Linked DNA regions of Homo sapiens: regions 1, 2, 3, 4, 6 and 7 are each linked to region 5. Evidence: chromatin loops called from intact Hi-C (ENCODE). Cell type or tissue: endothelial cell of umbilical vein. All regions are shown on one strand. Region 1 has its middle 310 kb from the start of NR2F1-AS1. Region 2 has its middle 310 kb from the start of LINC02058. Region 3 overlaps ARB2A (ARB2 cotranscriptional regulator A). Region 4 has its middle 150 kb from the start of LINC02058. Region 5 has its middle 220 kb from the start of NR2F1-AS1. Region 6 overlaps LOC105379083 (a long non-coding RNA gene). Region 7 holds the start of LOC105379083 (a long non-coding RNA gene).

The links. Peaks named below come from ENCODE experiments on the same cell type or tissue, not always from the same donor. Only the 100,000 strongest peaks of a DNase experiment are listed, where the experiment ranks them.
Region 1: a loop joins it to region 5, with 12 times the contacts of the local background. A loop is called at or near these places in 3 of 110 quality-filtered maps.
Region 2: a loop joins it to region 5, with 5 times the contacts of the local background. A loop is called at or near these places in 2 of 110 quality-filtered maps.
Region 3: a loop joins it to region 5, with 4 times the contacts of the local background. A loop is called at or near these places in 2 of 110 quality-filtered maps.
Region 4: a loop joins it to region 5, with 6 times the contacts of the local background. A loop is called at or near these places in 3 of 110 quality-filtered maps.
Region 6: a loop joins it to region 5, with 9 times the contacts of the local background. A loop is called at or near these places in 3 of 110 quality-filtered maps.
Region 7: a loop joins it to region 5, with 7 times the contacts of the local background. A loop is called at or near these places in 5 of 110 quality-filtered maps.

Annotation. Positions count from the first base shown.
Region 1 is chr5:93,272,515-93,276,514 of GRCh38, reverse strand. No RefSeq gene overlaps it. Among named protein-coding and RNA genes, the nearest start is that of NR2F1-AS1, 310 kb to the left of the region's middle. In endothelial cell of umbilical vein, no CTCF peak of the experiment used is centred here; DNase peaks (open chromatin) are centred at 944, 1,984 and 3,014; H3K27ac peaks cover 2,963 bases.
Region 2 is chr5:93,248,308-93,252,307 of GRCh38, reverse strand. No RefSeq gene overlaps it. Among named protein-coding and RNA genes, the nearest start is that of LINC02058, 310 kb to the right of the region's middle. In endothelial cell of umbilical vein, no CTCF peak of the experiment used is centred here; DNase peaks (open chromatin) are centred at 1,637 and 2,327; H3K4me3 peaks cover 507 bases; H3K27ac peaks cover 1,870 bases.
Region 3 is chr5:93,789,586-93,793,585 of GRCh38, reverse strand. The region is part of intron 8 of ARB2A (ARB2 cotranscriptional regulator A); the gene reads left to right. Among named protein-coding and RNA genes, the nearest start is that of POU5F2, 50 kb to the right of the region's middle. In endothelial cell of umbilical vein, no CTCF peak of the experiment used is centred here; a DNase peak (open chromatin) is centred at 1,795.
Region 4 is chr5:93,090,596-93,094,595 of GRCh38, reverse strand. No RefSeq gene overlaps it. Among named protein-coding and RNA genes, the nearest start is that of LINC02058, 150 kb to the right of the region's middle. In endothelial cell of umbilical vein, a CTCF peak has its summit at 2,135 (motif pointing left); a DNase peak (open chromatin) is centred at 2,105.
Region 5 is chr5:93,358,048-93,362,047 of GRCh38, reverse strand. No RefSeq gene overlaps it. Among named protein-coding and RNA genes, the nearest start is that of NR2F1-AS1, 220 kb to the left of the region's middle. RefSeq lists an enhancer at 1,588-2,787. In endothelial cell of umbilical vein, no CTCF peak of the experiment used is centred here; DNase peaks (open chromatin) are centred at 1,407, 2,447 and 3,677; H3K27ac peaks cover 3,147 bases.
Region 6 is chr5:93,149,169-93,153,168 of GRCh38, reverse strand. LOC105379083 (a long non-coding RNA gene) reads left to right here. Exons shown (of 3, transcript XR_007058869.1): 2 at 3,263-3,343. Among named protein-coding and RNA genes, the nearest start is that of LINC02058, 210 kb to the right of the region's middle. In endothelial cell of umbilical vein, no CTCF peak of the experiment used is centred here; a DNase peak (open chromatin) is centred at 1,878; H3K27ac peaks cover 1,457 bases.
Region 7 is chr5:93,189,962-93,193,961 of GRCh38, reverse strand. LOC105379083 (a long non-coding RNA gene) reads left to right here and starts at 2,773. Exons shown (of 3, transcript XR_007058869.1): 1 at 2,773-2,891. RefSeq lists an enhancer at 2,315-3,602. In endothelial cell of umbilical vein, no CTCF peak of the experiment used is centred here; a DNase peak (open chromatin) is centred at 1,641; H3K27ac peaks cover 1,754 bases.

The DNA of each region.
Region 1 (4,000 bases), 86 kb after region 5:
AGATAAATTAGTCACCCTAACCATAAACAAAGCTCTCTTTGAAGTTAATAGATTTATATAAATGATGAAAGCTGGAAAATTTTGATTTGTTTTTCAAATTTGGTTTTCTAAAGTCATAGATTGAGCAGGCAGGGTACATGGAGACCAGAGCAAACCATGCGTGGGTGAGAACATGCCTAGGCGCTGTGTCTTTCTACCAATTGCTCTCATTCTGTTTTGTATTTTTTTCTCAGAACTTCTTTGAGGATATTTTGAAATGTTTTCAGATAAACTATTTAAGACTTCAAACAAATTTCAGATTTTCTTTTTAAGTTGTAATATTTAGAAAAAAAAAACCCTGAAGAACTGGTTTTTATGACTTGTTTAAATTTTTGTAGAGTGTTGGGAATGGAATCAAATTTAATTTTACTTCATTATGAGAATTATCTTGGGTCGTATGTTAGAATAGATTCTAGTCTTCTGAGGGCAATCAACAGTGAATTATAAGTAGGGTATGACCAACAGATTCATTTTTTATATGGCATGGGAGAAGTTCTGGTTCTGCCAAAGTTAAAAAAAACTGTCAATGAGTTAACTTAAGAAACAATACGATTAAAAATATTTGTAAACAGGGACACTATTTTAAAATATTTGAGCAAGATTTTTCATAAAATTGGAAATCTCAGTTAATCATATTATGTTAATTCCTTAGATGTTAAAAATTACACTTCATTGCTTGACAGACTTTTATGATTAAATACATACTGGTTAATGTAAGGTTGCTGTAAATAATGATTTTTGTGTGTTTTTTTTTTGCAAAGCATGCATTAAATTAATTACTTTAAAATGTATACATGAAGTGATTCATTCAAGGTCTTTGGGAAAACAGGAAATGTAGAGTACTGGTATGTTTTGTTAGGAATATTAGCTTCCATTTTGGTTCACTTATTTTCTGTGTAACAAAACTCTAAATTGTTAATTGAGGAAACACCTGTTTTACCTGATTTTCTTAAGTGCAGTGGATGGATATTGAATGCCCTGAAGCAAAAGTCTTATTAAACCAAGTATCCCATGATATGGGCTACAATGGATGGATTATTGCATCCAAGAGAATATTATACTAAAACTTCACTGCATCATGGTCCTCAGGGGCTTTGCTATAGAATTACTTGTAAATGGAAACATTTTATAAAAACATCCTTCTGATGCTTCAGAATGTCACAGAATTGGATCAGAAGAGATATTTTGTTATAGATAAGAAATTGATTTGGAAGAGAAAAGAAAGAAACAAATGGCCATTTCTTGATGTGAAAGAAAAGGAAATGACAGGCCACACAGAGCCCATTATATTTAACCTCTCTATAAACTGCCTGGAGAAACTTAAATGATAGAAATGTCCAAACTGTGTGCTGTCATTTTCTTGGCCCAATCATCATGTTATACTCCTCTGGCATAGCCATAGGTGTGTTGGCAGCATGGGACCTGAGCCAGCCCAACAAGAGGACTTTGAATACTGGACTAGAAACACTTTCTCTGAAAAAGTTTGAACTTCACTTATAGCTGAAGCCATCCGACTTCCCCCAAGGGAAGCCAGCTTTAGGGTAGTCTGTTGGACACTTTCAGGGTAATGTTACTGATAAATTTGCTGTGAGGATTTAATATGGAGATGCTATATTGTGAAATTTTCAAGCTTTATCATGACTTAAAAATATGGGCTTTTGGTCAATAAAAAGTCAAGCTCATGAGAACAGGTTGAAGGAAGATTTTATAACCTAAGCAAGTAGCTCTTACAAGCAACGACTCAATAAATGTTTGTTTTCTTTCTCCATTGCTGATCAGTTTCCATTCTCTAACTTGTCTCCACCCTTTCAGTTTGATACATGGATTGGTTTCCTTCTAGGCTCCATGGCCCAGTGCTTGGGAATTCCCTATCTATCTACCAAGGGGCATGAGAAAACCCCATTATCAACCTTCGCATGTTATTGCAGCCGATGAGTGAACAGTACCCGGCTATCCCATGTTATTAGACACAGCAGTTTTACCTAATCACAGAGTAGCTGGACATTCCAATCATTCCTTAGTTAAGTACAAATTTCCTTTGAGGAAAACCTGATTCAGGGGCACAAGCTGTGGGAGCTTGTATATTCCACAAATGAGCACAACAAGATTTTCCCTTTAGCATGATTTCCAGAACTCTGCCTGTATTAGTTCGCTTTAACACTGCTAATAAAGAGATATCCGAGACTGGGCAATTTACAAAAGAAAGCGGTTTAATGAATTTACAGTTCCACATGGCTGGGGAAGCCTCACAATTATGGCAGAAGGCAAGGAGCAGCAAGTCACATCTTACGTGGATGGTGGTAGGCAAAGAGAGCGAGAGCTTGTGCAGGGGAACTCCTTTTTATAAAACCATCAGATCTCGTGAGACTTACTCACTATCATGAGAACAGCACGGGAAAGACTTGCCCCCATGATTCCATTACTTCCCACCGGGTCCCTCCCACAACACGTGAAAATTAAAGATGGCATTTGGGTGGGGACACAGCTAAACCATGTCACTGCCACTCCCCCAACAAAAGGCAGAGTCTAGGTCTCTTCCCCTTGAAGCTGGGTGGGCTTTTGTAACTGTTTCAAAAGGAGATAGAGTATGACAAAAATGATGCTATGTGATTTCCAAAGCTAAGTAAAAAAGAGGGGAGACAGCTTCTGCCTGGCTTCCTCCCTGTGGACGCTCTCCATGAGAACCCAGACAGTATGCCTCAAGGAGGCCCAGGCTATGTGGGGAAGAACCTGAGCCCCTTCCAGCTAGCAACTGGCACCAACTACGTGCCCTGAGAGTGAGCTGTCTGTCTTGCATGTGGATCATCCTGCCCTCCACTGGGCTGTCCCTCCTGATACTGTGTGGAGCAGAAATGAGTTTTCCCTGATGAGCCCTGTCCAAATTGCAGATTTGAGAGCAAAAATAAATGACTGTTATTGTTTAAATCATTTTTTTTGTGGTTTGTTATGCAATTGATATTAATCCTCACCAGTGTATGAGGTCGTGCTGCCGTCATGCCCACTTTATAGAGAGGAAACAAAAGCATCCAACAGGTGAATAACTTGCCAAAGTCACCCCAGTGATAAATGCTATAGGCAGATTCTAGAGCTGCCCCCACAGTGCAGCTTTTCACAGAGGGTAGAGCACTAGTGTATCAGTTATGACTCACAGTATGGTGGTAAATAGGGTGAGCTCTGGAGACAAACCACTGGAATTTGAGCATATAAATAGTGCAGAGCACTGCTCTTAGATCTTGAGGGAATCAGTGTGGAACAAAACAAACAGAACTCCCTGTCCACATGGAGCTTCCTTTCCAGTGTTTTCGGGATAATAGTAAAGAGTCCTTAGCATATGCTATGGTTTGAATATTTGTCCTTTCCAAAACTCATGTTGAAATATAGTTGGCATTGTAACAATACTAAGAGGTAGGACCTTTAAGAGATGATCAGGCCATGAGGGCTTTACCCTCATAGATGGAATTAATGCCATTATAAAGGGCGAGTTTGGCCCCCGCTTGCTCCCTCCTTGCCCTTCCACCTTCCGTTATGTGATGATATGGTGAGAAGGGCCTTGCAAAATGTTGGTGCCCTGATCCTGGACTTCCAAGTCTCCAGAGCTGTGAGAAGTAAATCTCTGTTCTTTAAAAATTATCAAGTCCCATGTATTCAGTTATAGCAGCACAAAACGGACTAAGACAGCATATAAGGAATTTAGCACAGCGCCTGGCTCATAAATGAGACATGAATATTGGTTGTTGGTATAATTATTGAACATTAAGAGAGTATGGTTATTATTTGTGACCCTCATGTTATGAACAGTGCCGCTTGTCCATTTTAGCAGCCAAATAGCTTGGATGGGTAACAACATTTGATTTGTGTGAGCAGAATGTGAATTGGAAACTGACTGAGATCATTCTAGCAAGTCATATAGTACCTGGTATTTAATATTCAAATGTTATATTATGGCCTCTAGGACTTTGTG
Region 2 (4,000 bases), 110 kb after region 5:
CCATGAGAACACAGGATTATCCTTTTATACCCAGAGAGGATCTTGGGAAAGAGAGAAGGAGGTAAGATCACCTGAGAGGGAGAGAATCAGCTTTCGTACAGAGTTTTAATCAACCTTTTTATTTAAAAAAAGAAGAAATTGAAGTTCAAACTGGAAGATTAAAACATGGGTACACAAAGCAAGATAAGGTGAGTTACATGGCAGTGGGGGGATTTCATACTGTAGAAGCTTATTCTTTGTTATGTCATGTTTCTGATATTATGAAAGATGTACTACTTATAAGTACATAATTGGTTATAATGAAAGTCAACAACATTTTTCCAATTGAACCCTTTTTAGAATAGAAAGTTTAAGATTTCAGGCTGGGTGCAGTGGTGCCAGCCTGTAGTCTCAGCTACTCAGGAGGCTGAAGTGGGAGGATCATTTGAAGCCAGGAGTTCAAGGCTGTAGTGTGTGATGATTGTGCCTGTGAATAGCCACTGCACTCTAGCCTGGGCAACATAGCAAGACCCAGTCTCTAAAAATAAACAAATAAAAGATTTCAAACGGTCTGTGATATATAAAGTAGAATAGTCTCAGAAAATTAATTACTTTCAAATTATTGTTATTTATTATTTCCTGTGATATAACATAGTTAAAGCTAATTTTCAGGAGGAAAGTTTCATTTTGTAATTATTCATTATTTACACTCTGATGGGGATGGGATTTGGTATTCTTAAGACTCTACAGAAAACATGACCTTTTGTTCCGAGAAGCTCATAATTGAAAGTGATTCATTTATTTGCAAACATAGGATTATTGTAGGAACAAAAGGATAGTCTTTATTAAAGTTTATAAGCCAAAGGATATGAGATTATTTCCATCCATCCCCATCTTTCCATAATGCTTTTGTAATGGGAACGAATATTAAAATGATCCATTCTTGTCTAAAAAGGTTATATTCAGATTTGGACAACTTAATAAATAATACAGAACTCCTAGATAACCCACCAGCCATGGGGTCTTGACCCCAGAGGTGTCAAGCCACTTTGAAGTAATCCAAAAGCGCATCAATTGTATTTTTATATATTTTATTTATGTTAGTGTGAACTACCATATTAAACTGCATTAAATAACTACTTAAATAAGTAAAACAATAATTTAGAAGTAAAACCATTTTATGTTTGGGCTTAGACTCCTCTAAGCAATCAATACAGAGTAATTATTTGTGTCCATAAATGCATGATGATCTCAAAATGAATTCATTTATCGTTTTATGCATTAACTTCTCAGGCTGCTTGGGTATCATTCTCTGCTGGCTATTATATTATTGGGTCACCATTGTGCTAAACTGTAGGACATGTTAGCTGATAATTCCTGAAAAGTGCTTACTTTTGAAATAAAAAGCAAAGCAAAAAAAAAAATCAAGCCACAATGCTGACTGAAAAAAATATTCATATTTATATTAAAGCCCTTAGCTAGATTCTCAGACACATCACTGCTTAAAATGCAGTCACCTGACAAAAACAGTTCTAATTATTACCCCCTTGGGCAAACATTTTTCAGAGTGACTGGCTAAAATGCACTGCAGCTCATAATTTCTGTCTCTGACAGTGGAAGACATAACCTAGTTTCCTCTAATGCAAAAGTCTCTAATCTAGAGGGCAAGACCCTGCTCAGTATAACACTGAAGGGAGAAAATGCAATTTGAGCACAAGGAAATTGCACACATAGTTGGATAGTTCTACCACTCTCAGATTTTTTTTTCCTCCTCGGGTTTAAATGTCTTGTTTTATTTTATACTAAATTATGACCTGGCTGAAATTGCTATGTTTTTTTGGTCATATTCTGAAAACCTCTTACTATAAAAGTGAAGGTTATGCGATAGTTCCATACTTTCATTTTTTAAGGGGGTGGGAATGTTCACATTTTGACAGTTCAGCAGTGAAAATATTAAAAGTTACTGTGCTTGCTACAGCAATATTTTTTTCCTTTGAATAATAGCTCTTTTGTCTTGGCAAATGGGGCATATATACTGCATTAGAAAAAGGTAATTAAATCTTTTTGCAATGACAAAAGTGCAGATTTTTTGATCTGGACTAATCAGTAACAATTTCATTGTTGAACCTCTGAACGAACAAACTTTTATGATTGTTGGGAGAGGTGAATTAACCTCAAATTGTTCTGGTTCACTTCACAGGCGGTGGCTGAGTAATACATCGCCCTGAAACAACTGATAAGCCAGAACGAAAGAAGTTTCAGGGAAGTCAGTCAGAAGTCTTGGAAGGAATACAGCTATGGGAGGGCATAACTGGGAATTTTCATGAACAATTTTATTTCTGTGAATTGGAGAGTCATTGCCCCTTTCCCATCTCTTTCTGCTGACAGCTGCTGCTTACCTCCTTCCTTCCAGCTGGGAGGGCAGCCGCATGGCTGCGTATGCCGCTGACGCCAGGATGGCTCCTTAGCGAGCAACCAGGGCATCAGTTTCCTCCTGGAGACTGCACATGTCACCTTCACGTCTCATGCATCTTCCATCATTTATGTGAATATATCAAGAGGCTCTGGTAGAAGGCACTAGGCTATGAAAGTGCAGTCTAACTGGTGACTGAGAACAAAGGCTGCCTTCAGCTAGGAATGATTCGCTACTGTGGTAAAAAATACTTTCTTTTTTCCTCCAAAATGACTTTGAATCATAAAGATTTAATAAATAGCCTTCCTTATTCAGGAAATAAAAGTGAAAGGATAGCATAGAGAAAGGGTTATTTAAAGAAACTGATTTTGATAAACATTTATAAAATAATGGTATACAAAGGCTTGACAATATCACAGTATGAACTTGTAATTTCAGGAGGAAGATCTGTCCCCAACAATTCTCAAGCATGTCATCATAACTTATTGCTCCTGAATTCCTCAGCTTCCATCAGACAATAACACAATCTGATCAATCTTATCACTAAATACTGGGTGCCAGTTTGAACAAAATTAGGGTGAATTATTTAAAAGGTGATGTGACTATAATCTAACAGGTATCTTAAAATACCCTGTGTGGCTCATCAACCTGCTTATTCCAGTGAGTTAATAAAGAAATTTTATAGTACATCTCTAGAAAACAGAAACATCTATCTTAATTTTTCAATTATTAAATTATAAACATCAAACTTTTTTCTAAAAGATTTGTTTTCCTAACACTCTATATTGTTTATGTCCTTGGGAAGCAAATAAGAATTAGAAACAGGATTGGAAAGTAATTTGTGCTGAACTAACCCAGAGATGGTAGTGAAACACCCCCACCTCTCCCTTCCTCTGGCCTATCTAGGAAATTGGCCTGGTATCTACCAAGGTAGCACTGAAAATGTAGATAAATAACCCAGAAGCCCAGAATGGTTATTCTTGGTGCCAATTCACTGAAGCTCTGTTGGACAAAATTTTAAAGAAATTCAATTGTTAGACTGTGGACACATTTAGCCGTTCCTTCTAGATACGAAGAGTATTCTATTTTAAGAATACTCTTAAAAAAGAATATCTAATATATTTAATACTGTATTTTAAAATTAAGTTGTCACTAAAGAATACGTTTTTTGAATGCAAGAAAATAATTCATAGTGAAGAATAATTATATACTGAATACAATGCTCTGAAACTATTTGAATATTAAGCTTATCATTATTAATATTATTTAGAGTCCATAGGAATTTGTCACAATCTATTCTTTGTTCTATTTTAACCTCACAATGTTTTCCCTAGAAGAATTTTAGAAATAGCATATCAACAGGCTTGCTTTTAAGTGGTTTAGTCAGACTTGTCTTTCATAAACTTAATAGTTTCTAAATATTTCCAGGTTTGGCTGTCTGAATAGACATAATATTGTCAGCATAATTATGAATACTTTTAGAAATACTGTGTCAACAAGGTCTTGGATATTTTTTAACATGCCTCTATTAACTGCTTTAAAACACATAAAATTCTAAAAAGAATTTAAAAATTAACTAAAATTAATGGCCAATCCGTCTAGTACTAG
Region 3 (4,000 bases), 430 kb before region 5:
AATTTTTGAGCACCTGTTATTTGCCAGTCATTGTGCAGGGAATGAGAATGTGGTGTTAACAAATATGGATTTGCCCTCATGGAGGCTACATGAGGGCAAACAAATCCTTACTGGTTTTATAAGTATTTCAGAAGAAAAAAATACAGGATATTATGTACAAATAGCCATGGTACAAAGACGGGATCTGGAGTTAAAAGATGTAGGCTGCCTGCAGTGACTCACACTTGTAATCCCAGGGCTTTAGGAGGCCAAGATGGGAGGATTGCCTGAGGCCAGGAGTTCAAGACAAGCCTGGGCAACATAGTAAGCCCTTGTTTCTACCAAAAAAAAAAAAAAAAAAAAAAAATTAGCCAGAAGTGTTGGTGTACGCCTGTAGTTGTAACCATTCAGTAGGTTGAGGCGAGAGGTTCACTTGAGCCCAGGAGTTTAAAGTTACAGTAAGCTGTGATCCTACCACTGCACTTCAGCTTGGGTGACAGAGCAAGACCCTGTCTCTTAAAAATAAAAATAAAAAAATCTAGCTATGCCACCACTAATTATGTGAATGTGGTATGCGTGGGTCACTTACTCTCTAGGCATCAGTTTCCTCATCCATAAAACTGGTACATAATCCCTCAGCTACCAACCTGTGTACTTAAAAAGGAATTGTTCTATCTAATGAGATAATCTATATATAAATACTCAGAATATGAAGGGTCTCTGTGGAATGTATCTTTTTTTTATTTTTTTATTATTATTATACTTTAAGTTTTAGGGTACAGGTGCACAATGTGCAGGTTAGTTACATATGTATACATGTGCCATGCTGGTGTGCTGCACCCATTAACTTGTCATTTAGCATTAGGTATATCTCCTAATGCTATCCCTCCCCCTCCCCCCACCCCACAACAGTCCCCAGAGTGTGATGTTCCCCTTCCTGTGTCCATGTTTTCTCATTGTTCAATTCCCATCTATGAGTGAGAACATGCGTGTTTGGTTTTTTGGTTTTGGTGTTTGGTTTTTTGTTCTTGCGATAGTTCACTGAGAATGATGATTTCCAATTTCATCCATGTCCCTACAAAGGGAATGTATCTTAACCTGCCTTCTTTCCTAAAATATGAGTTCTACCCAGAGGTCAGAAATCATGCCTTCCTCTGCTTTATAGTTATAATCTATTACCTAGAATTTTTTTCATAAAGTTTTGGTAAATTTTCTCACTTTTCTATCTAAGACTGTGTCACCATTTCAATGTCTTCTTCGCTGAGCCTGCCTTAGTTTTTTGGTTTGACAATGTTTAGTCCTAACTTACACTTTTATACTGTATCTACTTCACATATATTCATTGTAATTTTCAAATCTGTGTTTTATAATATCTTGCCTACTCTGGTCAGTCATATTACATAATAAAATGTTTTAATCAAACAAGTCAACATGATGATCACTTATACTATTTTCTTATTATGCAAGTGACCCCTTTTACTTTTTCCTTACAATTAACTTGTCTCTTATATAATAGATACTAGCTGTTTTCTTGATTGGTAAAGCAAGTTTTTCAAACAGTCGCCTTCCCCTCCCCACCCCCAACCACATCACGTATTTTGTAGAGCATGTGTCTTCTTTCTCAACTCCCAGATTGTCAATCACTTAATGTTTGCTTTTTTTTTTCCTTTTCTTTTTCTTTTAAACCTATCTTACACATGCTTTTTTTGTTGTTGAGGGAGCTTGCACGTGGCAGCATGGTCTAGGCAGGAAAGGAAAAGGAAGTTATTACTGCTCTCTTCTGGCCGCCTGCAATAATAAATCATAACTTGCCTTTCCCTAACTGGTGGCTGGAGACTTGTCTTCATAAACGCATGTGACCCAAGAAGTTTCAGTTTACATACCCTATCCCTTGGTGTTCTTGCCTATGGAGAGCCTTTTCCTTCCTGAAATTAAACAAAGATTGCAAGAATTGAAGCTAGGGCTTCAAAGCACAGGAAAAGAGAATGTTGTCTTATCCTGTTGCTACAGTGGAGATCCAGCTGGCCATGTTTACCTAACCAGGGTGTGAGACTGCTTGTCCATCTGTGAGGGGCTCAGCACAGTGCTAAGGCTTGCTCTTAAATTTTGAACTTAGAAACCTTTTGAAATACCTCTTGTGTGTTTTCCTACATAGTTATTTTTAGACAGTTTATACGTTTGGGGTATATGCTGAAATTGCTAAGCATTGAACAGAAGGAAACTTTATAAGCCTTACCTGTTTGCCAGGGTAGCATTCAACATCGTGTTATATATACGATGATCAAATTATTTCCCATTCAAGCCAGAGCACTGTAACAGGGAAAGGAGACTCTATTATTAATTATGCCAGTTTAATAGTCATAAGCCAAGACTGTTCTGGGCAAACTGGAATCTATAGTCATCTTATTTGTACTTGATTATTTCCTTTACAATATTTAATCGAAACCAAATCACTTTACAAAATCAGGGAAGTAGGGGTGGAGATGGGAGTAGAAGCTGTATGATACTTCAAAACTGGTATCCTATCAGTATGAATTTTGATGTCACTGAAGAGCACATAGATACCACATCTAAAAGGAAGGTTACATTTTAGAAATTAGAGATGAATGTCAAGGTAATAATAATAGCTGACATTATTGATTTCTTACATGCCTTTTCTCCTTTATGCTTCAGCAGCCCTATGAAGAGACTACTGGTATTATTCTCATTTGGGTGTTCTTACAAAGATTAACCAAAAATAAAAATCTAAGCACGTCTAATTCTAAAGCCTATGCATACTTTTAACTATAACACTATACTGCCTTCCTCTGGACATACTCTGTATCTCTGTGATTATCTTTTTTTTTAAATACAGTCAGTTACACTACCTCTATGTAGAAAACAAGGTGGTAAAGGGACTCTTTCCCCCAGCGTGGCACTGCTGAGCCATGGCTTCGTGCTTTGTTGCCAGCTCAAGCCATTCTGAAAGGGTTCACTGGTGGGAGGAAAGTAGAACTACCACAGTATTGCTTCACCAATTCTGTTTTCATTGTCAAGTGCATAGTGGTATGACTGGTCTAGTGTGCTGATGACAGGATTTTAAATACACACAATCATCAGATCTTAGTACTTCTTAGTCATGCAGTTATAGAAGTCTTGCACCATGTAATCAAAGGAAAAAGCAGCCCTTCGTACATGTTTTCTTTGCAGGCCTGTGCCTTTTTTAAAGTAATATTTGTCATTAAGTGCATTTATAAACTAAACTTCTATTAGCTTCCTCTGTATGAGTGAGGATAATGCACTTTTTAAAGATTCGGAGTAGTTTACATGGCATATTTTTGTGGGATGACCTATTATAATTATGTACTGTGTGCCATGTCCTCTGCTAGTTGCTTTTCAGTTTGTTCATTTAGTACTCAAAATAATCCTATGACTTACGGGGATTTGTCATCTCCCATGACATTCACCTGATAAAGCTGAAGTACAGAAAAATAATTTACTCAAAGTATCATTACTAGAAGTGGCAGAGCATGGACTTGAACCCAGGGAATCTGACTCCACCGTCCTTGAATTTAACTATTGCACTTAACTTCCGAAGCTTCTACTTTCAAAATAGAAATTGTGAATGCAGATTAGAGGTGTGAACTGCAGGTAACAGGAGAGTTGAATGTCATACTCATCTGAATTTCCTGCTGGGCAGTTTGGTCTTCACATTTTATCTACTGAAGTGTGTGTATTTCATTATAATCACTAGAGGTGCTAGTGCCTAAGATAACAGAATCAAGGTTTTAGTGTTACACCAAAGATGGTATTTGTTCTCTTAGTAGCATTCTGTTGGGATAGACTTGTCCAAAAGAATCTTCAGGAAAAATAATACAAAGTAGTCTCTGACCTTAACAGAAAAGACTGCCAAACCCAGAGTTGACTGATAAGTCATCTACAGGGCACACTTGTAACCAGGTGGGCTTGGATAGCACAGGACAGAGTACCATGAAATGGAGAATATGCAGGCAGAAGTGTAAAGTGATAGGAGAGGTTTGTG
Region 4 (4,000 bases), 270 kb after region 5:
AGATATTTATGCAGCCAACAGACACATGAAAAAATGCTCATCATCACTGGCCATCAGAGAAATGCAAATCAAAACCACAATGAAATACCATCTCACACCAGTTAGAATGGTGTTCATTAAAAAGTCAGGAAACAACAGGTATGGAGAGGACGTGGAGAAATAGGAACAGTTTTACACTGTTGGTGGGACTGTAAACTAGTTCAACCATTGTGGAAGTCAGTGTGGCAATTCCTCAGGGATCTAGAACTAGAAATACCATTTGACTCAGCCATCCCATTACTGGGTATATACCCAAAGGATTATAAATCATGCTGCTATAAAGACACATGCACACGTATGTTTATTGCGGCATTATTCACAATAGCAAAGACTTGGAACCAACCCAAATGTCCGTCAATGATAGACTGGATTAAGAAAATGTGGCATATACACACCATGGAATACTATGCAGCCATAAAAAAGGATGAGTTAATGTCCTTTGTAGGGACATGGATGAAACTGGAAACCATCATTCTCAGCAAACTATTGCAAGGACAAAAAACCAAACACTGCATGTTCTCACTCATAGGTGGGAATTGAACAATGAGCACACTTGGACACAGGAAGGGTAACATCACATACTGGTGCCTTTCGTGGGGTGGGGGAGAGGGGAGGGATAGCATTAGGAGATACACCTAATGTAAATGACGAGTTAATGGGTGCAGCACACCAACATGGCACATGTATACATATGTAACAAACCTGCAGGCTGTGCACATGTACCCTAGAACTTAAAGTATAATAAATAAATAAGTAAATTACTTCATGAACACAAAAAAAAGAATTAGTAGAAATTCCTAAATTTGCAAAAATTATTAGCACAGTTAAGAGATTTTCCTGGGTGCCTTCAGAAGCCTAGGAACAGGAGTAGATAAAAATGAATAGAAGGGCTCATTCCTGATGTGGAATTTTCAGGATGGTTACAGCAGAAGAGTAAGGGAAGACGATGGAGAAGAAACTGGTCTGAAGAGATATTATCTGTGTTATTTCATTAAAGCAGCAGCAATTTCTCAATAAAAAAGGTATTTGTTAGACATTGAGTCTAATTTACAGATGAACAAAGTTTGAAATAGCAGGTTTTCAAAAGTGGCAAAAGCCTGTAGTACTCTCTGATTCCAGGAATGTTCTTTTCCACTGTACATTGCCTTATGGGAGTGAGTGAATTGGAGGTTTTGGTAATATTGTCATTAAAATTATTACGTTAACAGTGAGATTAATGCAGGTAGTTGGAGTTGGAACCTAAGTAGGCGGGGGTTGACGTGTTGGGGAATATATTAAACGTGAAGAGTAGGTTTTGAGGCAACACAGTAGCAGGAACCCATTATAACACTATCCATACATTATAACACTGTGAATAGAGCAGGAGATCCCACTCTCTGAGTGAATTATTTTGTAAGTGGAGACAAGGTCCAGGATGTGGCCACGACATTGTTACAATGAAATGAAGATGAAAGGCTAGAGAAGCTCCCAATGGAGGAGACTTACAAGTACTAAAGAGATCATCTACTTAGTGTGGAAGTGACACAAGATGATGCCTGGAGATTAGGAAAAGAGTGCAAACCAGGGGCAAGAATCATCAATGACTGTGGAGACAGATAGAAAAGGGGTGTGTGATAAACAAGAAACCACTAGAGAGCAGAAATATACTCCTGCTTTGTCTGGCCTGACCCTCCCATACACCATGAGCTGGCTGGCCCATCAAGGTCAGTAATCATCACTTTTAGATTTTCCTATAAAATCCCAGTCACCTTCCACGTCACTTCTTTCTAACATGCACTTTCTCTGAGCTTATTTCAAGTCTACATTAAAACTCTTGGCTCTATGAGTCTAACCACATCCATAACTGACACCGGACTTGGCTTTTCTCATATTCAAACTTCAGCTTTTTTTTTTTTCCTAATGAACTCTTATTCATGAGGCTGTCTTTTGTGTCCTTCTTGTTTCTTGGGTTAGAAATCCCAGCCATAACTTTTACCCTAAACCACATCCCTGTGTCTTAGAGAGTGGCATATCTGGAAGGCAGGAGCTTCAAAGAACAGCTGGCCTTTCAGTGAAGTGGCAAAACAATATTGGGCTGATTCAGAACAAAGAGTGCCATCTACTGAAAGCCCACTTAGCTGTTTAGTAATTTATTCAGCTGTATGAGTTATCATAAAATAGTCTCAAAATAGCATTGTGAAAAACATGAGATGGGAGAAAAGGACATGAAATGTTATAGCCAGGTAATCCTAAAATGTGGTGGTTAAAGGCGGAAGTCAAGGTCTACCCTTACCCACTGAAAAAAGGGTCTCTGAGATTGTTTTCCTTCCTATGGGATTCTGTGGGAAGTTTCCAATAGACAGTCACCTAGAATAGGGAAATGGCTTTTTATTACTAAAGATGAATATTTAATAATAATCATTTGGAGAATTAAAATAGTTCAAAATGACAAAGTAGACCAAAGTAAACTAGGATAAAACAGAAACAAATTATTATATGGAGGCAAGGAATCCTATTCCTGTATGGCAAGACGATGGTACCTGAATTCATAATGTACAGTGGTCCAAGCAGATTGGTTAGAGAGCAACAACCGCATGCATTTTGCAGGGAATGTCTCTCACCCTGTTGCCACTTTTTTCAGTGCTCCATATGCTAGATTGCAACTACAGATTTAGCCCTTTTGCCCAAAGGCATCTGAACCTGTGAAAAGCCTAGCTGGGGCACTTTCTATTGTTCATTGACAACTTGTCAATTTACTTCCAGGCAAAATAATTCATAAACATGATAAGTAAGGCAGATAAAACAAGAATTCTTTCACACTTTGCAACTTTACTGCAAAAATGGCTTATTTTCCATAAATGTGTGAAATCTCCCCTCTGAATTGTGACTGTGCATTGAACTTTAAAACTGTTTAGAAACAGCACAAGCATTTCACAATTCCTGACTGTAATAAGATGAATGTTAAATATTAAACATGCATTAAAAGTGATAAAATAAAAGATTTTCAAACGTTCACTAGCATCACCATATTTCTCTTTGATTCTCAGAGTTAATAAAAGTTAAGTTTAACAATACTCTCTAAGAGACAAATGTTTAAGCACTATCTTCTAAATTTGACATTTCATATATTTATATTAGCTATTATCAAAACCCTTATGTCAGTTAAAAAAAGATAAACTATATTATTATTAAATTCAAAAGCAGTATGTGGTATGTTAGCATATGTTCATACTGTAATGAAGTGGCTTTTGTTTCTGATATTTATAATCATTCCATTTCTAATGTACTGTTTAAATATTGAAAGCTAATTGTGAATTCTTTTAGGTAAAATATTTTAAGTAGATAATAATTTTGAAATATATTATTCTCTAAGGCAAAGCGGTCTATTTATGTGTAGTTATTTATAAAGTCGTAGTCTTTAATGAAGCCATGTTCCCTGGATTCAATTCCCTGGTAATGGATTAGATTTTAAGCTTCTTGCTTACTGTGATGCCATCCCACAGTTACACTCGGCGGCCTCCTGATTTTTCCCAGGTGAACCTCCATAACACCAAACATCCTAATTTTGGACAGACTGAAAATGAAGGGAAAAACGAATGAGATGGGATCCAAACATACAAGACCAGGTTCAGCTTCCTGGCTTTGTTCTTCTTTTGTGACCTTTGCCCCTTAGACACAGTCTAGATTCCCGACATTTCCAGATAGAGGGTTTGAAGGTCCTATTAGCCTTTTCCCCCTATTTCCCCACATTTTCTTGACTTACTGTAGAATATTTATAAACAGGAACACATATTCATCTGTTACATAACAAATGGCTTTTGGGAAATAAGTGAGAGAACACGAGAAAAGAAATTTCAAAGACTGCAAAAAAAGGGGAGTACAACAAATCTGTGATAAACAAGGGTGCCTCAAAATAGGACACGTTTTGCAGGAGGCAGCGTCGAATAGTAGAAAGAGCCCAGAACTGGGGGGCCAGGGACCT
Region 5 (4,000 bases):
TTTTCATAAAGACTGCAGATTGGAGAGTTTTAGTTCCTTGTCCAAGTTCAAATGACCAGCGAGTGAAAATTCAAGCCTATTTTGCTCTTTCCCTGGGTCTTCCAGAAGCTGCTCCCTTTCCCTTCGTCTGCAGTATTTTTTCCAACCGTTTTTGTTTAGTCTCAAACAAGGAGCATGTTCTCCAGACTGGACATTGTTAGTGGAGCGGGTGAGCGGATTGTCCTTGGCCCATCTTCTCTGCTTTCTGTGCGGTGTTTGATCTCTTTAGCTCTGGAGCTGTGGGGTGGGTGGATGGACACTGAGTTGATCCTTGTTTCTTTCTTTTTTTTTTTTTTGAGACGGAGTCTCGCTCTGTCGCCCAGGCTGGAGTGCAGTGGCGCGATCTCGGCTCACTGCAAGCTCTGCCTCCCGGCTTCATGCCGTTCTCCTGTCTCAGCCTCCTGAGTAGCTGGGACTACAGGCGCCCGCCACCACGCCCGGCTAATTTTTTTGTATTTTCAGTAGACACGGGGTTTCACCGTGTTAGCGATCCTTGTTTCTAACAAGTGCTCACAAGTTTACCTCTGCTCCACAGATACTCTCTCTTCCTCCTGAGGGGCTGCTCGTGTGCTGAACTGATGCCTTCCAAGCAATAGGATGGAAAGTTTACCCTTTTATGGGCCCTTATCAATATTTTCATCATATCAAAGGGAGAAGCTACGTTGGAGCTGTGAGGCAAATATCGTTTTGAATTGGAAGTCACTTTGACTTTGCATTTTTAATTGTATTAACAGCAGTGTACTGGAGTAGCTTAGAAAATGTTTACAACTTGGCCCAGTCAACAGACTTATTTACTGAATAATTTTCAAAAATTAGGTTAAAATGTACAGCATTTTCTCTGCTATCTCTGCCAGTTGGTCTTTGAGCCAAGCCAAGCCAAACCAAACCAACCAAACTACACAAAAAAGACCAGGTTTGCATGTTGAATCTGGAATGTTTTGAATCCAAGGAAATAACTTACTTATTCACGTTTAGTTGGAGTAACATGTTTATGGGTACTAGATTTTAATGCCAGTAGTTTGAATGGGTGCTTTCATGCATATTTACTTACTTGGTTGACAGAGCACTAGATATCAAATGTGGAGTAGACTGCTTAGGGTTGCATGATTCAGAACGTGGGCATGACATCTTGTCTTTGGGTCTTGATGAGCAAACACTTTATCTCAAGACAGTGTCCTCTAGCTCATAAATATATTTTACTAATGATGCATAAATATTAAAAAGAAATATGGAAGTGTACTATGAAACTGTTCACTTCAATAAACCATGACATAATGAAAGGTAAAGTTTTTAGTTTGTTTTATTAATCATCATGAATAATAACACCCCAGCCCCATTAAAGGGCAAATTATTGTTATGCCTTGCTTAACAACGGGAAACACTTTGAGAAATGCGTCCTTAGGTGATTTTGTCACGTGAACATCATAGAGTGTACTTACACCAACCTAGATGTATAGCCTGCTACATACCTGCACTATACAGTATAGCCTATTTCTCCCAGGCTACAAATCTGTACAGCATTTTATTGTACTAAATACTGTAGGCAATTGTAACACAATGGTGTTTGTGTATCTAAACACACTTTAACATAGAAAAGGTACAGTAAAAAATATGGTATTATAGTCTTATGGAACCTAAATGCTATTATGTGGCACATCACTGTAAGATGACTCCCTCCTCAATTTTTTTTAACCCTAAAGTAGAAACCATTTAATTTTAGTCAGTTTTGTTTGTTGTTTCATACATTTTTCCTCCAGCTTGGATGCAACTGTCAAACTTACTTCTGGATGACCTATAAAGAATGAAAAGTAATTGGATAATACAGTTATTCCATAAATTGAGACACATGTCTCAGCTGGACAAATATTGCTGACTCAGCCTTCCTTCCTGCCATTTAATCCTTTTTACTTGAAATAAAAAAAGTCCCGATTTTCATACCTCAAATAGACTTCTTGAAACAGATTTGAAAAGAAGAGCCTATTGCCAGCGGGAGCAGGACTCCCCAGTTGCGTCTCCGTCATCTCAGCTCACCTGGAATGCTGGTCGGGTGGTGACAGTGACTGACAGGGCCAGGCTCACCTTGGTGTGAGGGCTGAGGGCTCCAGGCTGATGAAACATATCTGGAAATGTGCCCAGTGGAAACACAGAGCGGCGTGGGTACACTTTCATGCCAAAGATATTCGGGAATGGGTCCAAAAACATCTTCTGTAACAGGAAATGAAAGAGGAAATAACTTGTTATTCCAAAGGGGTGAGAGGGTTGGGGTGAGAGTTGAAAGAAGGGCTGAAAAGAGAGAAAAAGAACTGAGCTATGAAGGTGAGGTGATGTTGAAGAGGGGATGTGAGTAGTTGGAGCTGGAAATGTTAATGAGCTCACAAAGATAAGGAGGAAGTAGGGACTGTCTGGAAGCTAAACACACCATCATGGAAAGGACAGCTTTGCCAAGAATAACAACATCAAGATAATTAAAGGAAAAGGCTAACGTAAATATGAGGAAAAGGAGAAAACGCTGACGGGTCTTAAATACCAGAACATTCCAGCTCAGCATTTCGTAATTGACAACATAAACAGGAAAAGGAAGGGAAGGCCTTCTGCAGCCACACAGACATTCCATCCTATGATATTTGTGTTATCATTCAGTTTTCTGTTGACTCAGGATGCATTGGGTGGGATGAGAATTATAACTTTTATTGTTTTATCTCTCTGCGTCCGGTATGTTCTGTACATTTGTCAGAAGGCCATGATACTAGGATACTTAATTAATTTCCTGAATCGTGTTATTCAGTAGTGTAATTTTGTAGTGTAAGCTGTAGAACCAAATCATGTATCTCTATTATATATAAAATTTTCTTGAGCTCTTTTCATGCTAACTAATGGAGTGCCTGCAAAACAATTTTAAAAGTTGATAAAACTAAGTAAGTAGTATACTGACCACACACAACCTCACACTGCATGACACCCCACCTATTCTGTTCTGTAAGCAGTTCACATCAAGCTCCAATTTGTGTTCTCTTTCTGTTCCTGAGCATTCCACAATCTTCTTTCCAGAATAAAATTGTTTGGAAGACTGAAATCTTTTCCAGGGAGAAGGGAATTATAAAGTCCACAAGCAAATAAAAATAACATGTCCTTTTTAGTATGGAGATCCAAATTAGACTTCTAATTTGGTAAAAAAAAAAAAAAAAAAAAAAAGCAATGGTGGGATCTCTTCCCTAAATTATTACCCAAAAGAATGTTTATATATAACTTCATTTATTGTAAAACAGTATGAAAAAGACCAGTAAATATATTTCCTTGTGTGATGAAATTCACCAGTCTAATTCTTCTTTAATGCTTCTCTTTAACAAAATTCTCCTGAGGGTAGTTTTGTGTGTATCTAAATTTATAATACTAGGTATATACCACTCCAAAAATGTGTATCAATACATAAAACCCTAGGAACAGTATGTGACTAACCAAACTCACTATTGCTTTATTTCCTCTCTCTGGTTAACTTTATGATAAGTTTAATCTCGTTCTACCCTTTAAAAATATTTTCATAAGTTGTTTCTTTACTGGTACATAGCATTACTTACATAACAGTTCATAAAATCATAAAAGCTTGACATATTTTTCCTCTGTTGCCAGGAGCAGTTGGTGACAAATAATATAAAATAAAAACTTTAACCTTGGCTTTTTCACCACCATAGGAGCCTGAGGATTTATCAGTTTTCTCTATGTGTTCTCAAAATGTAAAGAACCAAGAAAGACTACATTTGAGTAGACAACCTATTTTAAAGGCAGGAGATCTATTTGGCTATCAGACAGGCATGGAGCCTTGGAGACACAGTCTAGACCTGGCTTTGTCACAAACTGCCTATGTAGCACAAGCAACAAGTCAAGTAAGAACGGGGTGAAAGAGGTGCTGCCTTCTAATGAGGCTGGGGAGAGGAGCAAAGGAGGTGGGGAAAGAAAGAGAGCA
Region 6 (4,000 bases), 210 kb after region 5:
GAAGGAAGCAGCTGCATTGCTAGGGACAGTAAGGTGGGTGAGAACCCTTCTGCAAAGTTGGTTTGGAGTAAAGAGCTACAAAAATGCAATCTGTGAGCTACTAATGCCTACTTTTTGATAAACTAAGCCCTGGCTCTCCATGGCCACACTTGAAGCCACAAATGCAGATTTGACCTTTTTCTCTCAATTCATTACGTATGTATAAAAGGGATTAACAAAAATTCTGTCTTCAGTGACATGAGCCTCCTATGGGATAATATGCAGAAAGCTCCTAGCACACAGCAAGCATACAATAATTTATTTTTTCTCTTTCTCCTCTTCCTTATGATTATTGACTTAACTACCTGAAATTGGTACACCATGATGAAACTTTGCATTAATGCAAAATGACCCCAAATGTTTGATCTGTAGTTGAATATCACATGAGAAGAAAAATATTTAACTATAGAAGTCCTACCTAGCATGAAGAAATTAGGCAAAATGAATATGGGCCTCAGAGGTCCTGACTTCTTATTTGTAAGAACAACTTACCCTAAGGCAGTGATTCTCACTCACTGTGTAGCTTGTGAACTGCTCACAATGCTTAACAAGTGTATGTATATTTCAGAGGGAGGGAGGGGAGAAGGGGGAGAGAGAGAGAGAGAGAGAGAAAGGAAAGTTTTCATTGGTTGTAAAGAGCAAGCTCATTTTTTTCCTTCTTCATTTGTTTTCTTATACCCAGAAAATTTTCTGCTCATGACTCCTTTCTGAAAGGTATCTTCTGTGCAACATGCATATTATGGGTATAATTTTTTCTCCTTTTAATGCAGTTGTTTTATAGTGAGGGGCCAAAGAGTTATTTTAATCTCACAGAGGCCAGGTTTTTTTGATTATATTTTTTAACCTTAGTTTTTTAGTTCACACTGTCAGGCTTATAGGCCATCTTCTTCAAGACACTTCACTTTCATTTTCAATCAATTTCTCTCCACGACTTTTCACATAGCTTTCTTCACACTACTAATTTCACTTTAGAACTGGCATCCTATCCCACATCCCCGGACTTGCCGTGCTAACATGTTTAAACATGATTAGTCTTTATTAATGTAAAAGAGACAAAGCTTCAAGAATCACACACCTCTTAATTTGCTATAGTTCCAGAGGGGGACCTCAACGCTGGAAACTGAAAATGAATGGACTCCTTGAGAGGCAGATATACTGGGTGTTCTGCTAAGTGGAAAGTTTTGCATTACGGTTGCAGACAGGATTTTCTTTAAGTTGCATTCCAGCTAAAATCCCTGCTATATCGAATACCACAAAATATCCAAATAATTAAAAAACATTTCCTGGTCACAAATGATGATTAATATACTTTCAGCAAGTTTGTTACACATTTAGTTCAGAAAATGAAGGGATTTTGACATCATTATGGTGGTGTTTGACCTCCATTATGATCTTGAGAATAATACGATAATACTTTCTTAATGCAGTATTCATTTTGTTATTCAACAAATACGAGCTAAGAATTGTTGTAAGCACTCAAGAAAGGGTGGAGTATTATGACGCTACCCACAAAGGACACAGAGTTTAGATGAACACTTCGTCTATTTAATACTTTCTTGAAATTTCTGTCTAAAATTTCAAAAGATTATATATTTTATAAAACATATCCATAAATATACCTGTTACTTGATGTAAGTCTCCTATTTTGGGAGAATTTGATATGGGTTACACATATACAATAAGATGTTAACATAAGGCTAAAATATTAAGGGCCATATGTAGGAACAGAGGAGATCATTAGATCTGAAATCTAAGCTAGGGATATTTTCTACAGTTGCACATTAAATTTAGTTCCTGTGGGGGTCACAAAGGCCAATAAAGAAATTCCATGAGTCATGTAGTATTCATTTTCTAATAAAAGGATATATACCAGTTGGTAAGAAGAAAATGTTCCTGGAAATAAACAAGAACCTAACCATGAATTACTAAAATAAAAGAAAATATTGAAAGTATTTTTATAGTGAGGGGCCAAAGAATTATTTTAACCTCACAGAGGCCAGCTTTTTCTGATTATATTTTTTAGCCTTATTTTTTTTGTTCACACTGTCAGGCTTATAGGCCATCTTCTTCAAGACACTTCACTTTCATTTTCAATCAATTTCTCTTTAATAGTGGCCTTTAAAGAAGATATGGAAAATGTATTCATACTGTCATTTCTTATGCTGACCCTTAGTAAAAATCAAGAGAATAATGCTGTATTACAGTCATGTCAATGTGTTTCCATAGGGAATAGAATGAAAGAGTCACCAGGTCCCCTGGAGCTTGGTGTTTTGTTGCAGCTAGAGGTGACTGTGTGTGCTGTCTATGCTTTGACTGGGGATGCATCAGAACACCAGCATTTCTCAGATGAACCAATCTAGACAGCCCATTGCCAGGCTCCTGCTGACAATGTTGATACCAATGCCACTGCTCTGCAGGCCTATGGACACTGGGCTGTTCCTGAGCAGTGTACGGGTACTTCACCTTTCCAACCTGCGTCGTCTCCACTGCCCAAGCAGCTGTCTCAGTCTACTCTGCAGCTATTTGGACCATCCTTATTTTCACCAGAAATGCTCCTGGACTTGTTCACCTGCTGCTGTGGCTCATGTTGGGGCACCACAAGATGACCTGGGGGCCTAAATAAGTGACTTGGGGACACCATAAGGTGGCTTGGAGAATTTCTTTTTATCAACTGCTTGGGAAGTATTTCAAAACTTAAACAACCAGAATGGTTATGTCAGTATATATCCCAGGTCCCCTGATAAGAATGTCATCTTTTTTTCCCACTAGACTCAATTAGTACTGTGTAGTCTCCTTTCCTGTGGACATTTATCATATATGTTTCTTATCTTATCTACAAGACTATAAAGTCCATGAGGGCAGTGTCTGAATCTGATTTGATTTCTATGCCCGAAAACACTTAGTACAGTTCTTCATACTTATTGAATACCTGTTGAATGAATAAATGAATGTGAGGCAGTTATTCAAATCCCCTGGGTCTAGGCACATTGGTGAAAACAGGTAAGCTGTCTTGTGATTTTTCAATCTCTATCATTTAGTTAGTTAGATTGTTAAATTAGTTAGCTGATTGTTAGTTGGTTTGAACACTTAAAAAAGTCCATCCTCGTCATAGGGGATGATATCTACATTTAATCATAAAGATGAGGTTTTTAAAAATAAAAACCTGCAGAAAGATAGATGTAATTAGACCCTAATCCCTGAAGTATTATATTTTCTCTTTTAGGTTGAGTACCAGTAGAAACCTCATATTTACCTGGAAGATTACTTTTAGGAAGCTTGAAGAATTCTCTCTTCCAACTTGGTTGTAAGTAGGATCACCATGTAATTTATTGTCTAAACTGGGACACTTTTTAAAAATTATTATTATACTTTAAGTTTTAGGGTACATGTGCACAATGTGCAGGTTAGTTACATATGTATACATGTGCCATGCTGGTGTGCTGCACCCAATAACTCGTCATTTAGCATTAGGTATATCTCCTCATGCTATCCCTACCCCCTCCCCCCACCCCACAACAGTCCCCAGAGTGTGATGTTCCCCTTCCTGTGTCCATGTGTTCTCACTGTTCAATTCCCACCTATGAGTGAGAACATGTGGTGTTTGGTTTTTTGTTCTTGCCATAGTTTACTGAGAATGATGATTTCCAATTTCATCCATGTCCCTACAAAGGACATGAACTCATCATTTTTTATGGCTGCATAGTATTCCATGGTGTATATGTGCCACATTTTCTTAATCCAATCTATCATTTTTGGACATTTGGGTTGGTTCCAAGTCTTTGCTATTGTGAATAGTGCCGCAGTAAACATACGTGTGTATGTGTCTTTATAGCAGCATGATTTATAATCCTTTGGGTATATACCCAGTAATGGGATGGCTGGGTCAAATGGTATTTCTAGTTCTAGATCCCTGAGGAATCGCCACACTGACTTCCACAATGGTTGAACTAGTTTACAGTCC
Region 7 (4,000 bases), 170 kb after region 5:
CTCTGGGTGCCCCTGGCAGTGAACCAATCAGCATTCTTGTAATCCAAACACAGATGCCTGGAGCTAAACAAATCCTATACTTGTGAACAAGAATTCAGCTTTCTGTCAAAATACAGTGAAGATCGCACAATAATGCTTTTAACAAAATATCATGAATTAAAATTTAAATGTATGTGATTAATCGAAAAAAATAAAATTAAACAATGTAGAGTTTCAATAGTGGCTCAATTTAGTTGCAAATCTTTCCAGCAAAAATTCATGTGTTTGGAAAAGTCCTGTATCTTAGCTCCACCCTGGACATAACTCCTTAGTATTTTACTTCAGAAGCACCACTGATGTTATTGTACAAATCAGTAGTTTGTAATGACTAATTAATGGGGTTGAACTCTGTTCACTTTCCGGATTAGTTATACAATGTTTGAATTATTTATCACAGTGATTTAAAAAACGTTCCTTTTTTTCTCCTTTTTTCTCCCTTTTCCTTATGGGCTTTTATCATAGTCCAGGCAATTGAATAATTTTTTTAAATAGATAATTTTGTTTCATCAGTTTGAGAGTAATCTTGGGGCTTTGCCCCATAACCAAGAAAATAAAAAATTACAGTTTCAAAGACATGTTTGTTAAATCTGTCACTCTAAACAAGAGGCCAGATTGGGAGAGGTGAGATGACCCATGGATATAAACCCAGAACCTTTAATAGCACAACAGAGATGTTAGCTTTTTCATTTTCTTTGCTTGATTCTTATGTTGGCCCAGCCTTGACTTGAAATGAAGATGCATTTCTTGAAGACGTGCTCATTGTATCCTTGTCTGGAACAAGGTTATTAGTGTGTGTGAAAAACTTGAGGGAGAAAAAAAGAAGCGTAGACCTAGAAGGCAATTAGTTAGCTTGAAATAGAAGTGGCAAGCTGATTTTTGGCAATGATTTGTGAAATATTTGTGAAATTTCTTTACCTTCTACAACGATGTTTTAGACTGGTGCTTCTCAAACTTTAATGCACTCGTGAATTACCTGGATCTTGTCAACATGCAGATTCAGATTCAGTAGGTGTGGGGTGGGGACTGAGTGTCTGCATTTCTAACAGATTGCCAGGTGGGGCAGATGCTACTGAGCCTAAGGTTTTAGGTGACTCTTTTTAACTCTCCACAAGTGTGTCAATTGCCTCAAGATTCCCATATAGTTCTGAGGTTCAAAAAGATTATTTTAAAAACTCCCTTCTGACACATTTTTCCTGTTTATGATCTTTTTCTATGTGTCAGTGACTTGATCTCTTTTAGGAACTTTCTAATTTTAATATAACTGTAGTTACATCATCTCAAAATGACTCTACCTTATGAAGAAAAGATACACATAAAGATGGAAACAATGTCAGGTTTTGTCACCCTTGCTCTTCAGTCGTTAGTTTCTCACTAGGTTTTGGTCTTGGTGAGAGCATTTTGTATTCTACTAGGTAGTCTCATTAGTACTGACACATCTCTTCTTTGCTATACTGCAATCAGAGAGTGTTCATAATCAAAGGTTGAAGGTCTTTATAAGAATGCACTTGGGCTAAGAAGCACCCAGGGGAAAAACAGTTAAAAATAAGAGCAGTCAGAACTATCAGCAGTGTTTAGACCCAGATAACCACAAACATCCTGGAATTTACTTAACCATGTCTGATTTCCCAGTGAGTCATGTTTACAGCTTTAGATGTTAGTTTACTTTTCCTTCATTTTTTTCTTGATCATTCATGCAGTAGAAAGTGGAAACGAAATCTTCCATGGCAATTAAAGTGCCAATACTTGTGCTAGCTATGTGTTCCTGCTACTGATAGGGAGCGATCTGGCCATTAGTCAAACAAAGCTGTACCAATTTTCTCATGCTCATTACCTATTTATAATATGGACATTCTTATGGCATATTATGCAGCTGCTTTAGCAGGGAACTAATGTCAAATGAGAGTGCCCGATTTAGCTTTATCAAGAGAAAATGCACCATATTTAATGCTCAATTTTCATTCTGTGTATGTTAGATATACACGTGATTGCTGAGAATTTTATTCCAGTGTATTCGTAATTGTGTATTCCACTACAAGTTATTTTTGAACTTGATAAAGATTCTTACTTTCTTTTTGGTCAAATGCTAAGATTATTTAACAAGTGGAAAATAATATTTGCTAATTTTCTTAAAAGGCTGAAGGTGTTTTCTGAACTGAGGGTATAGATGATTACTACCTTATATTAGAAGAACCAAACTCTGAGGTTGATTGTCTATCACATAGTAAGGCTTTACGGACTACTATACCATTTCTTCCATAAAAGCCTTCATTTTATGTTGCCAATTTCATCTGGTGAGTCAGCCGGACACTCTGGACACATGATTGTGGATTAGACCCAGAAATATAGATTCCGTTACTGCTATTACACTAGACTCTCAATAACATTACTCTGAATAAGCTTTCTCCTATGAGAAAACCGTTTCAACCTTTTTGATGAATATTGGTGGAAGAAAATAAAATGGGGGACATGGCAGTTGTGAAAAGAGATTTTTTCTGGCTGAAATTAATAATTCTGAGCAGCACTAAAATTAATTACTCTGTAGTTATGAGTAGGCAGTGGATTTATGGTAAATGACAGAGTGTTTGCAAATTTTCCTGACTACTCGATTAGAAAATGCACAAGTGGAGGCGTCAGCCGAGCATGCATTATTTAAGTGGTTGGTGTCTGGCGACAATCTGGAAACTGCAATTGTTGTGGTTGCCGTAGGAAAATTCGCACTTTCTGAGAGAAATTCTTTCACCTTTGTGTGCCCACAGCATGGATCTCTCCTCATGGCAGCTGTAGGAAACACAGGAACTCCGTGACCTGGAAAATGTGGGACAACTGCCACAAGGTGACCCTGGAAGGCTGGGGTAGGCCCAATTAATTTAAAATTTTGCTTGGCCTTGTCTCTTCCAATTTTCTAAATCTTCTGGAAAAATGATTAATGCGTACACTGCCAATGCGAAAATATTTTTGACCCTATTAAAGTCGACCAAGGGTAAACCAAGTGTAGGCTGGCATTGTATCAAACTAGCTTTATTAAATTTGATTGGAGGTTTGTATGAGGAAGGGACAGACAAGGACATTATTTTGCACAGCGGCTCTCTTTTAAATGAAAATATCAAGAGGAATACAAAGTAGCAATATGCCCTGGACAGGAATCATTTTAAATATAGAAAAATACCACCAAGAACTTTGTTTAAAGGGTAAACTGTATTTGCTAGAAAATATTCTGCTATCTTATTGCTATGCTGGTCAATTATCAATGAGGGTGTTTAAATTTATGCAAGGCTTATGGAAGTCTTATATTTCTTTATTTATAGATGAGCTAATTCCACCTTGCTTTCTTTCTCTTGTCTGTTACCAAATTCTACAACTTAAAATAATCTTTCTGCATTTTGAACCTTAGCAGAGCAAGGCTCAATCTTATAGCGTTCCCCCAATGTGTCTATCCCACACAGTTTTCCAATTAATTAATAAAGTGATTAATTTTTTTCCACTTGTTATGTTGTTTTGAGTAAAAATGGCACAATTCTGGCACAATTCCAAAGGATAGAACTTCTCACAGGCACTTCTTCTCCAAGAAAGAGAAAATCATAAGATATAGTGAATGCATAATTCAATTTACGGGTCAACACCTATATTGCACATTTAATGTTTTCCAATAGTTTTCTCAAACCTAGGAGATATTCAACCACATGAATGAGATCATAAAGAGTATATTTTACCCATTAAACATGTGGAAAATATAATACTTTCCTTTATAGTAGGGCTGGATCTTACTGACCTCGATAGAGCTAGTGTATAGTAAATACTTATTCAATGACTGAATGGCAGAAACCACCTGTAACCATCTGTCTTCCAAGGGAAGACTAGAGCTACAGCTGGAATGACAGCTTAGCTAATGGTAATAGCTCAGTGAAGGCTCTAGAATACATGAGTAATTGTTAGTCATTTTAGTCTAGCAAGCATGGATGTG